Linked DNA regions of Homo sapiens: region 2 is linked to region 1. Evidence: chromatin loops called from intact Hi-C (ENCODE). Cell type or tissue: mammary epithelial cell. All regions are shown on one strand. Region 1 overlaps USP2 (ubiquitin specific peptidase 2). Region 2 overlaps NECTIN1 (nectin cell adhesion molecule 1).

Evidence for each region. Hi-C counts contacts between places; a loop is a spot of excess contacts. Peaks named below come from ENCODE experiments on the same cell type or tissue, not always from the same donor. Only the 100,000 strongest peaks of a DNase experiment are listed, where the experiment ranks them.
Region 2: a loop joins it to region 1, with 2.3 times the contacts of the local background. A loop is called at or near these places in 1 of 110 quality-filtered maps.

What each region holds. Positions count from the first base shown.
Region 1 is chr11:119,372,586-119,376,585 of GRCh38, forward strand. It overlaps USP2 (ubiquitin specific peptidase 2), which reads right to left. Exons shown (of 13, transcript NM_004205.5): 2 at 122-936. The coding sequence starts at 895. Among named protein-coding and RNA genes, the nearest start is that of USP2, 7.1 kb to the right of the region's middle. RefSeq lists enhancers at 375-875, 3,742-4,000. In mammary epithelial cell, a CTCF peak has its summit at 1,762; DNase peaks (open chromatin) are centred at 1,756 and 3,916; H3K27ac peaks cover 697 bases.
Region 2 is chr11:119,689,243-119,693,242 of GRCh38, forward strand. All of the region lies in intron 1 of NECTIN1 (nectin cell adhesion molecule 1), which reads right to left. Among named protein-coding and RNA genes, the nearest start is that of NECTIN1-AS1, 19 kb to the right of the region's middle. RefSeq lists enhancers at 281-781, 2,443-3,168, 3,169-3,895. In mammary epithelial cell, a CTCF peak has its summit at 2,251 (motif pointing right); DNase peaks (open chromatin) are centred at 1,979 and 2,919; H3K4me3 peaks cover 338 bases; H3K27ac peaks cover 2,773 bases.

The sequences.
Region 1 (4,000 bases):
TGTCTCCACCAGGAGCAGCCTGTCAGTCATCAGTCAGGTTGGGAGTCGAGCCCTCAGCCTGGCTGTTCTCCATCAGTGGCTGCCTCCCCAGCCTATCCCCGGTCCCCAAGGGTAAACTCACCATGCCGTCTCTTCCCGGGGAGCTGGAGCGGCTGGGCCCAGGGGCCTGACCCTTTCCCGTCTCCCACAGCGTGTAGCGGCCAATGGGTCGGTAGGTTGGGCTGATGATTTCAGGGACTCGTGAGGGAGGGGCCTGGGAGGGCACCTGAGATGCACTGCCCTTGCGACCATAGTTCTCCAGGTAGTCGACCAGGTATTCAGGGCAGCTGGCTGTCTGGTAGAGCCCCTGCAGGGTGCAGAGCTCCTTGCGCGTCCGGGCCAGCATGGGGCTGCGGCCCAGGTTCCTGGGGTCTATCCGGTAGCTATCTGAGGTCCGGAGGCTGGAGAAATCCCGGGCCAGGTCTGATTGGCTGTCCAGCTTCTGGGTTAGGGTCACCCCCTGGTCATAGGCATTGATGGGCAGGTAGCTGAGGCAGTTGTTGGTCACTCCATAAGGGAATCCGCTGCCCCCGCTGAGGCCACTGCCTAAAGGCCGCTCAGTACCCCGGGTCTGGCTCTCTGCCCGCTTACCACCCCCAGTGATGTCGGGTCTCAGCAGGGGGCGGCCCCGGTCATAGTCCAGGAGGGAGGAGGGGCCATAGGTACGGGGACGGGTGAGGAAGCTGCTGGTGGGGACCGGCTTGAAACCAAGTTTCTCCTTCTCCAGTAAGGAGGCAGCCAGATTGGCCCCATAGGAGGACGGGGTGTAGGCACCATAGCCCGACTTGGCATAGTGGGCATCTGTGTAGCGGGCCGATTCTGTGTAGCGCTTCAGGGTGGAGGAGAGCTGGGACATCCTTCAGGGTGGCACTCAGTGGGGACTGGGAGCCTCATGGGCTGAAAGACAAGGAGTGTAGTTGTCAGAGGGCCCTGCCAGGTGTCGGGCTCCCACAGACCTGCTCCCCATCCTCAGCTGGGCCAGAACCTCAGAGCTCCCAGTCCATTTCCACAAGAGGCAGGCTGGCTGCTGAGAAGCACACATGCACGCAGGTGTGCACAGGAGCTTGCTTGCACCTGTGTGTTCACACCTCGGTGAGAGTGCGAGGGATGAGGTGGCTTTTATATGCCACACAGGAAGTCAGCGCATCCTGGCCATTCAAAGACTCAAACACGCAAGCAGGGGCTATCTGACCTCCACAGCCCACCAAGCCGTGCAGTCTTCCAGGTCAAATCCCATTGCCTCAGCATCTGCAGAAACTCTTGAGCTGGGGGAATGCCACTGACCCCTGGGTTGAGAATGCTGGATATTTCAGGAGTTAAGACCACATCTGTCCCTTCTGACTTATGTGATGAGCAGGTGTCTTTTTGGAATCCTAGACTGTCTGTGCTGGAATGACCTGAAGATCATTTGGTCAGATCCCCTGTGAGGCCAAGGAGGCTCAGGGGAGGAAGTAATGGGGTGTGGGTGGGCAGGGGAGGCCGTGAGTGAGCATGCAACAATGAGGGGCCAGAACGTGGTCTCCAGACCCTTTCCCCAGACACCAGCACCTGCTGCATGGTCCCACAGTGAGGGACACTCACTTCACTGAGCTAAGCTTCTGTTCTAAGTGGAGTTAGGGCCCTGTGGCCTCCTAAGAGTTCCTCTACCAACACAGGCTTCCTCTACAAACACAGATCTCAAATTGGTCCTGGCGATGCTTGTGCAAAGGGGGCCCCCTACAGTCCCAAATCTTGCACTGCAGGTGGCATTCCCAGTCCTTCCCTGCTCCAGTCCTGCAGCTGGGGAGGGTCTAGTGAAGGAACACAGACACTGCTGAATGTGGAGCTTTGAGAGCCCCAGAGGATCATGAATTTTAATCTATCTGTTATACAGATGGGAAAAGTGATGCTTATTTGCCCCCGGCCACACACCAGCAGAGCCAGGACTGGAATCCAGGTCTTTAAAATCCTGGCCAGTGTTCTTTCTACTTAACCTGGAGTTACCTCCCCCGCATCAGATTTAGGGTCAGTTGGGGACCCCCAGAGGCCTTCCATCACCGTAAACGTGCAGCCTGTATCCAATGGAGCTGGAGTGGCAGAGGAGCAAGTAGGGTCAGACGCCTTTCCCCGAGGGCATCAGGGGCTCTTGGGGGGCTTTCTAGGGGGATGGAGCAGAGCCATCCAGGACTCTCAGAGTTGTGGGACTTGCCCTGTGATGGACTAGCTGGGTGATTTTGCACTAGTCACGTAACCTCTCTGAGCCCCAACTTCCTCATCTGTAAATGAGTAAAACCATCATCCTCATAATTCCTACCTCACAGGGCTGTTGTGAGGAATAAATGAGATAACAACACGTGAAGGGCTCCACAATGACAGTGGCTACCATCTCCTCCCCCAGCTACTGCGAGGCAGCATGGCTCCGCCCTCTGAAGGTCTGTGATAATATCAGGGCTGGCTGTCTCCCAGCCTGGCCAGCCTCTGGCCTCAGCTTGGGATGCCAGGCCTCCCCCTGCAGCCCCCAGCGAGAGAAACAGGCAGTGGGCAGACATCTGGCCACTCAGCAGACACTGGCTTGGCAACCCAGCCCATTAGGGCAGAGAGGAGCTGGTGCCAAACCCCAAATGCGAGGGCTTGGCAGAAAGCTCTAGAATCCCAGTCCACACAAGGCTTTGGGGTAGGTACAGGGGTGAGAGATGAGCAGGTGGCTTCCATATAGGCCCGGAACAGCATTCCTTGACCCTGCCTGAGAACTCCAGCAGTTTTCAGTCCAGGCTGACATCAGAAAGGCCTGGTCCATCTTACTGTCTAGCCTTTTGCCACCTGGCCCAGGGGGCCCCTGGCCCTTCATGTACACTCCTTTGCCCACTGTGCCCAGCACAACTTTCACCCCTTTCTAGGAAAAGGTAACTGGGGGATGATGTCACACAGCGTTAGAGGGAAACCATAGCGGGAGAGACAGACAGAGGCACAGGGTCGGGGTGGGGGCCCAGTCCTGCCCTATTTTGCTTTGGAGAACTCCATCAATAATGCAAAGTCAAAGAGACTCCAGGTCTCAGGAGCTGGGCTCTGGGACACCAGGCAGCCAATCAGATACAATCCCCCCAACAAGGGTATGAGCTCATGGCTCCTCCCCACAGCTCTCCCTCTCCCTCCCCCACAGTAAGGCTCTCAGGGAATTGGTATTCTTCGGGCAGCGCCCCAAGCCCGTGACATCCCTTGACCCTGCTGATGACGCAGAAGTGCTGGGGCCAAACGAGGTCCAGAGGACAGGGACAGACAGCTCTGAAAGGCTTTGGAGCCGGAGGTGGGGCCACATCTCTGGCCCACAGATTCCCAGGAGGGCTCCCAAATCCCCACTCTCCCTCCCATCTGGCAGGTGATTGCCAGACCCCTCCGCCTCCTCCTAGCAGCCCTGGGAGTCATGCCATCACTAATACTCCATGGAAGCTGCCTCTCGGCTCTGACTTCTAGCTACAGTTCCCATGCCTGCGGAGAGGGTTCCTACTGGGGCCGGGGCCTTCCACATGTCTCTCCCCTCCCGCAACCCCCAGTTTCACTCTCAAAGGTCCTAGCACCTTCCAGGTGAAAGCACAGCCTGGGTTGGTGCCCCTTGGCATTACCTGCACAGCTGTCCCTGGAGGCCACAGAATGCACTATGGGCAGGAGAGCGGGCTGGGGCCCTGGCCGGAGTCTCGCTGCGCAAGACAGGGACAGGACGGGCACTCACGTGGCTGCGAGTCTCCCTGTTGCCACAGGAACAGCCTGAACTGAATGGCCCTTTCATGGGGCAGTGGGAGGCAAGCCAATTGGCTGGGATCCCCCATACCCCTCCCTGCCCAGTGCGGGGGGCCCCTGCTGCCCAGCTCCTTTCACTGTTTACCCAGAGCTGGCAAGTACAGGCATGCAGCTCCAGGCAGCGCCTCTCCAGGTGTCCGCCACCTTGGACAATGGGGGCAGTCCCCTGCCCAGCTCCTCCTCCTGG
Region 2 (4,000 bases), 320 kb after region 1:
GGTTCTCCTGGCTTTTCTTTGAACATAGGAGGGCCTGATTGCAGACTTGCAGGTGGTTCCAGCCTCGCAGCCTCAGGAGCAGCACACACATGTGCACACGCACCTTCCCTGTGGCATTCAGACCCTACAGCATCAGCCCTTGAGCCCGTCCCACCCAGGGCTGGCATCTGGCACTCCCAGCACTTCCATCCATGCCCCAGGCACCTCCTGCTCCTAGGCAAGGCTTTGGAGTCAGAATTCTGCCTGCCCAGAGGCACTCTGCTGTGGGAGGGAGCTGCAAAGTGAGGGACTATCGGTTCAGGCTTCAGGGTGTGGGTGGGGCCCTGCTGCTGAAGGGGCAATGAGGAGAAGGCAACCTGACTGTTCAGAAGTTCTGAATGTGCCCCGCACATTCCAAACAGGCAGCAGGGCTAGGAGCTCCGTGCGCACTGCCAGAGCAGCAGGTGGGGGCCACTGGAGCAACATTGGGATGGAGGGCTCTCGACCCCATCCCCTCGAGAAGGTCTTGGTCTCACCAATCCCCACCGCAATGACCCCTGAAATAATACTTTGTAGCCACAGCACAGTGGTGACCTTGAACTCTTGGACAGCGAGTGGGGATCAGTGACCAGGGCCCCAGAGCAATCTCTTCCCTCCACCTGCTTCCAAAGCAGCTTGAGAAGAAGAAGGTATCTGCATAGGCACCAAACCTGCTATTTCATTTCTGGGCAGAACTCACTGGTCTGGACCCAATGAGCGATACTGCATTCAAATTGCACGTAACGTCTGGGTTAGACATAACATTCCCAGGTGGGGCTGGGCCTTCTGCTGAACCCTTCCCTGTATGGATGATACAAGAACTGCACCAGGCCTTGGCACAAGGTGCTCAGGGCCTCTTCTGTACCTGGACTTAGGCGGTGCCAGGAAAGGGAGCTGTGATGCTGGAGGAGACAGCCGGAGCTCCTTTCCTCGCAGCCCCTCCTTGGTGAAACGTCACCCTGCAGTGTCTCAGGTGGCACAACCATGGACTGAGACCCCAGCAGGCCAGCCTCTCTTTCCATGTCTCCTGGCTCAGGGCTGTCTCCATCCAACAACAACAAAAAAAATAAATAAATAAAAAATAAAGGCTTCCTTGCTTCCTTGCCACCCTATGAGCTCTGCTCCTGGATCACAGACCTCCGAGCTGGGGGGTGGCAGTCTTTATCCGATGTGCTTCAATGACCAGGGGCTGGGGCCAGAAAAAAAAGGGGATGGGAAACGGAACTAGCAAAGGCTTAAAGTTGAGTTTTCTCTTGACTTCTTCAGCTAGTGTGGCCTCAGGAGCCCCCACCAAAGGGTCTCCAGCAGCGCTGCCGGAGGTAGGCCAGGAGGGCAGGTCCCCCAGGCACCAGCAGATCAGGGCCTCAGGACTGCTGGGGTAAGAGGCAAAACCCCGGCCCTGTGTTCCCTTGGCTGATGAGAGAACCCAAACCCCACAGAGGGGAGACCAGCCCGTGCCCAGATGTTCAGGCTTATGTCTGAGTAGCATCTGGGTGGGGCCTGGGGTGGGGAGGGTCCCACATCACAGGATGCCACAGAGGTGGGGGAACTCGGGGACAGGGGCAGGGACTCTGAGTGGCCCTTCCATCACTGCAGAAGCCACTCACTTTTCACGCCGCCCCCCACCTCAACCTACCTTCCGGCTCAACTACCACCCCAACCCCGATTCTCTCCCCTGGCCAATGGTCCTGTGAAAATGGGCAGTTATCCTCCAAACATAAGCAATGGCCTTTTGTTCAACTAGTGCTGAGCCTCCCAAACTCATCCACCCTTTCTCAGGACACAGCCTGAGCTGGAATACCCCAACTCAATGTGCTTGCCCCAGTGTTAACCACCAAAAGCATTCTCCCCAACCACTCACAGAAACCCCAAGAGTAGCCCCCGCCCAGGTCTCAACATCAGTGCCAACCTAGACCACAACACAAACCCGGGTCATGACCCCAACTCTAGTGTTAACCTCTTCCTGGTTTAACCACAGAACGAAGCAAACTCCACGCATGGCCCTCAGTGCAGCAGCAGGCCTGAACTCAGCTCCTCTGGAGCTCCAGGTCTAAACCCAGCCCCAGCTTGGGGTCACCCTGGAGGGCAGGCAGCCACAGTTCACAGTTTTCTTTCCACCTGAGAGTCCCCCATCCTGAGGTGGGCGGGGAAAGTGGGATCTTCAAAAGGTTGTGACATGGGGTTTTGGGGAGAGGCCAGCTGAGCTGAAGGCTGCTCTGCGGGTGGTCTGCCTGCAGGGGGCACGGTGCTGCCCACTCTCTGCCTTGCTCTTGCCCCGCTACAGCAGGGCCTGTGGACACATCCAGGTCCCTGGGCTTTCCCTTTCCCCAGTGCCCAGAAGGCTGAAAGGGGCGGTGGGAAGGCAGAGGCTTCCTTGTTTTTCCTGGTGCTAATGTCAGCCTTGGCACTTAACTAGCAGTAGGACCTATGAACAAGTCTCATAACTTTCCCGAAACCCAGCCTTTTCACCTGTAAATGGGCCGGAGCACATCCACCTCATTTGGTTGGAGGGAGAGCTCCTGTATAAAATGACCTCCCCAGTCCCAGGAGTTTTCTGGGAGCCCTCCTGCCTGGCCTGCCCTGCTCCCAGCTCCCGGCTGTCATCCTCCCTTCCTCCCTCTTTCTCAGCAGCACTGAAATCATCACTTGGCAAAATGCTGAGGGGAGCACATCCCTCCTCTGCCGCGGCCTGTCTTCTTCCTGCCCCGCCGGGCAGGGGCATGTGGGGTGAGGGGCCTGAGAGGGAGAAGGTAGAAGCCCTGAGCCTGGCCGCATGTCCCCAGCCCCACCTGCTCCCTCCCAGCATCCCCAGTGGTGTCAGAGTTTCGAGAGTGGGGTCTTTCCCATGCTTCCCCGCCCGACCATCCCTCTGCCCAACACGAATCTATCAGGAGCCTCGCCCAGCCCCGCTTCCAGCTCAGACTTGTCGGGGTTTCAGGAGTCACTGGGTAGGGGTTGGCGTGCCAGGGCCTGCTCCGCACACTGCCTCACGGAGGAACCAGCACGTAGGCTCGGGGCTCGCGCCCAGCTGCGGATGCAGCTCAGCCTCGGTGGCCACCTGCTTCCCTTCCCTTCCCTCCTTCCATTCCCATGCTCTCTTGGCTCTGTGCAGAGGGGCCCCTGAAAGCCGAGAAGTGGCTTGTGGCAGTGATGTGTGTGTGTGTGTGTGTGGGTGGCGGGGGTGGGAAGTGGACCCCATGTTTGCCACCTGCCTCCTTTCGGCCACCCCAAGGTTGGGCCCATGCCCTTAGCAGCAGCAGAAGCTGGGGCTCAAGTGCTCCCCTCCTTCCCTCCCTGGGGGAGAAAGTACAAAAGGGTCAGGTTCCCTGCCAGGCCCCTCCCAAAGGATGGCAAGAACAGTTAACACATGTGCACTGCTGATCTGTGCCAGGCCTGGGGCTGGATATTTACATACATTAATTCACTTAATCCTTACAACACTCCAGGAGCGAGATTGTCCCCATCTTAGAGATGAGGAAACTCAGGGAGGTCAAGTCACCTGCCCACGGTCACACAGTCTGCAAGACTGATTCTGATCAGGGCAGTCTGTCTCCACAGGTGACGTTCTTCACCACACTCATAGCTCCACGGCCTCCCTCTCTCCCCTTCCTGGGGAAAAGAGCGGCCAGCACCCTCTGAACCAGACCTGGGTGAGCAGCCCCTGCCTGCTGGCAGTGCTGGCCTGAGGCTGACGATGGGGCTGCTGGGAGTGCCTTGTAGAGAGGGCAGGCACCATCCTCCCACCCCTGCCACTCCTCCTTCGTTCTGCGGGAGGCTGAGCTGACACCTCCACCTCCCCCAGGACTACAGGGGCTAGCAACCCCGGCAGCCCAGCACAAGGATATGACTGAAGACTCCAGACATGAAAAGCCCCCATTCTTCCCCTGTTCCTCTTGCCTCCTCGTCCCAGAGCTCAGAGACTTGACTTCCAGTCCAAACCCTGCCACTCTCGGGGTGTGTGTCTCTCTCTCTCTGCCCCTCA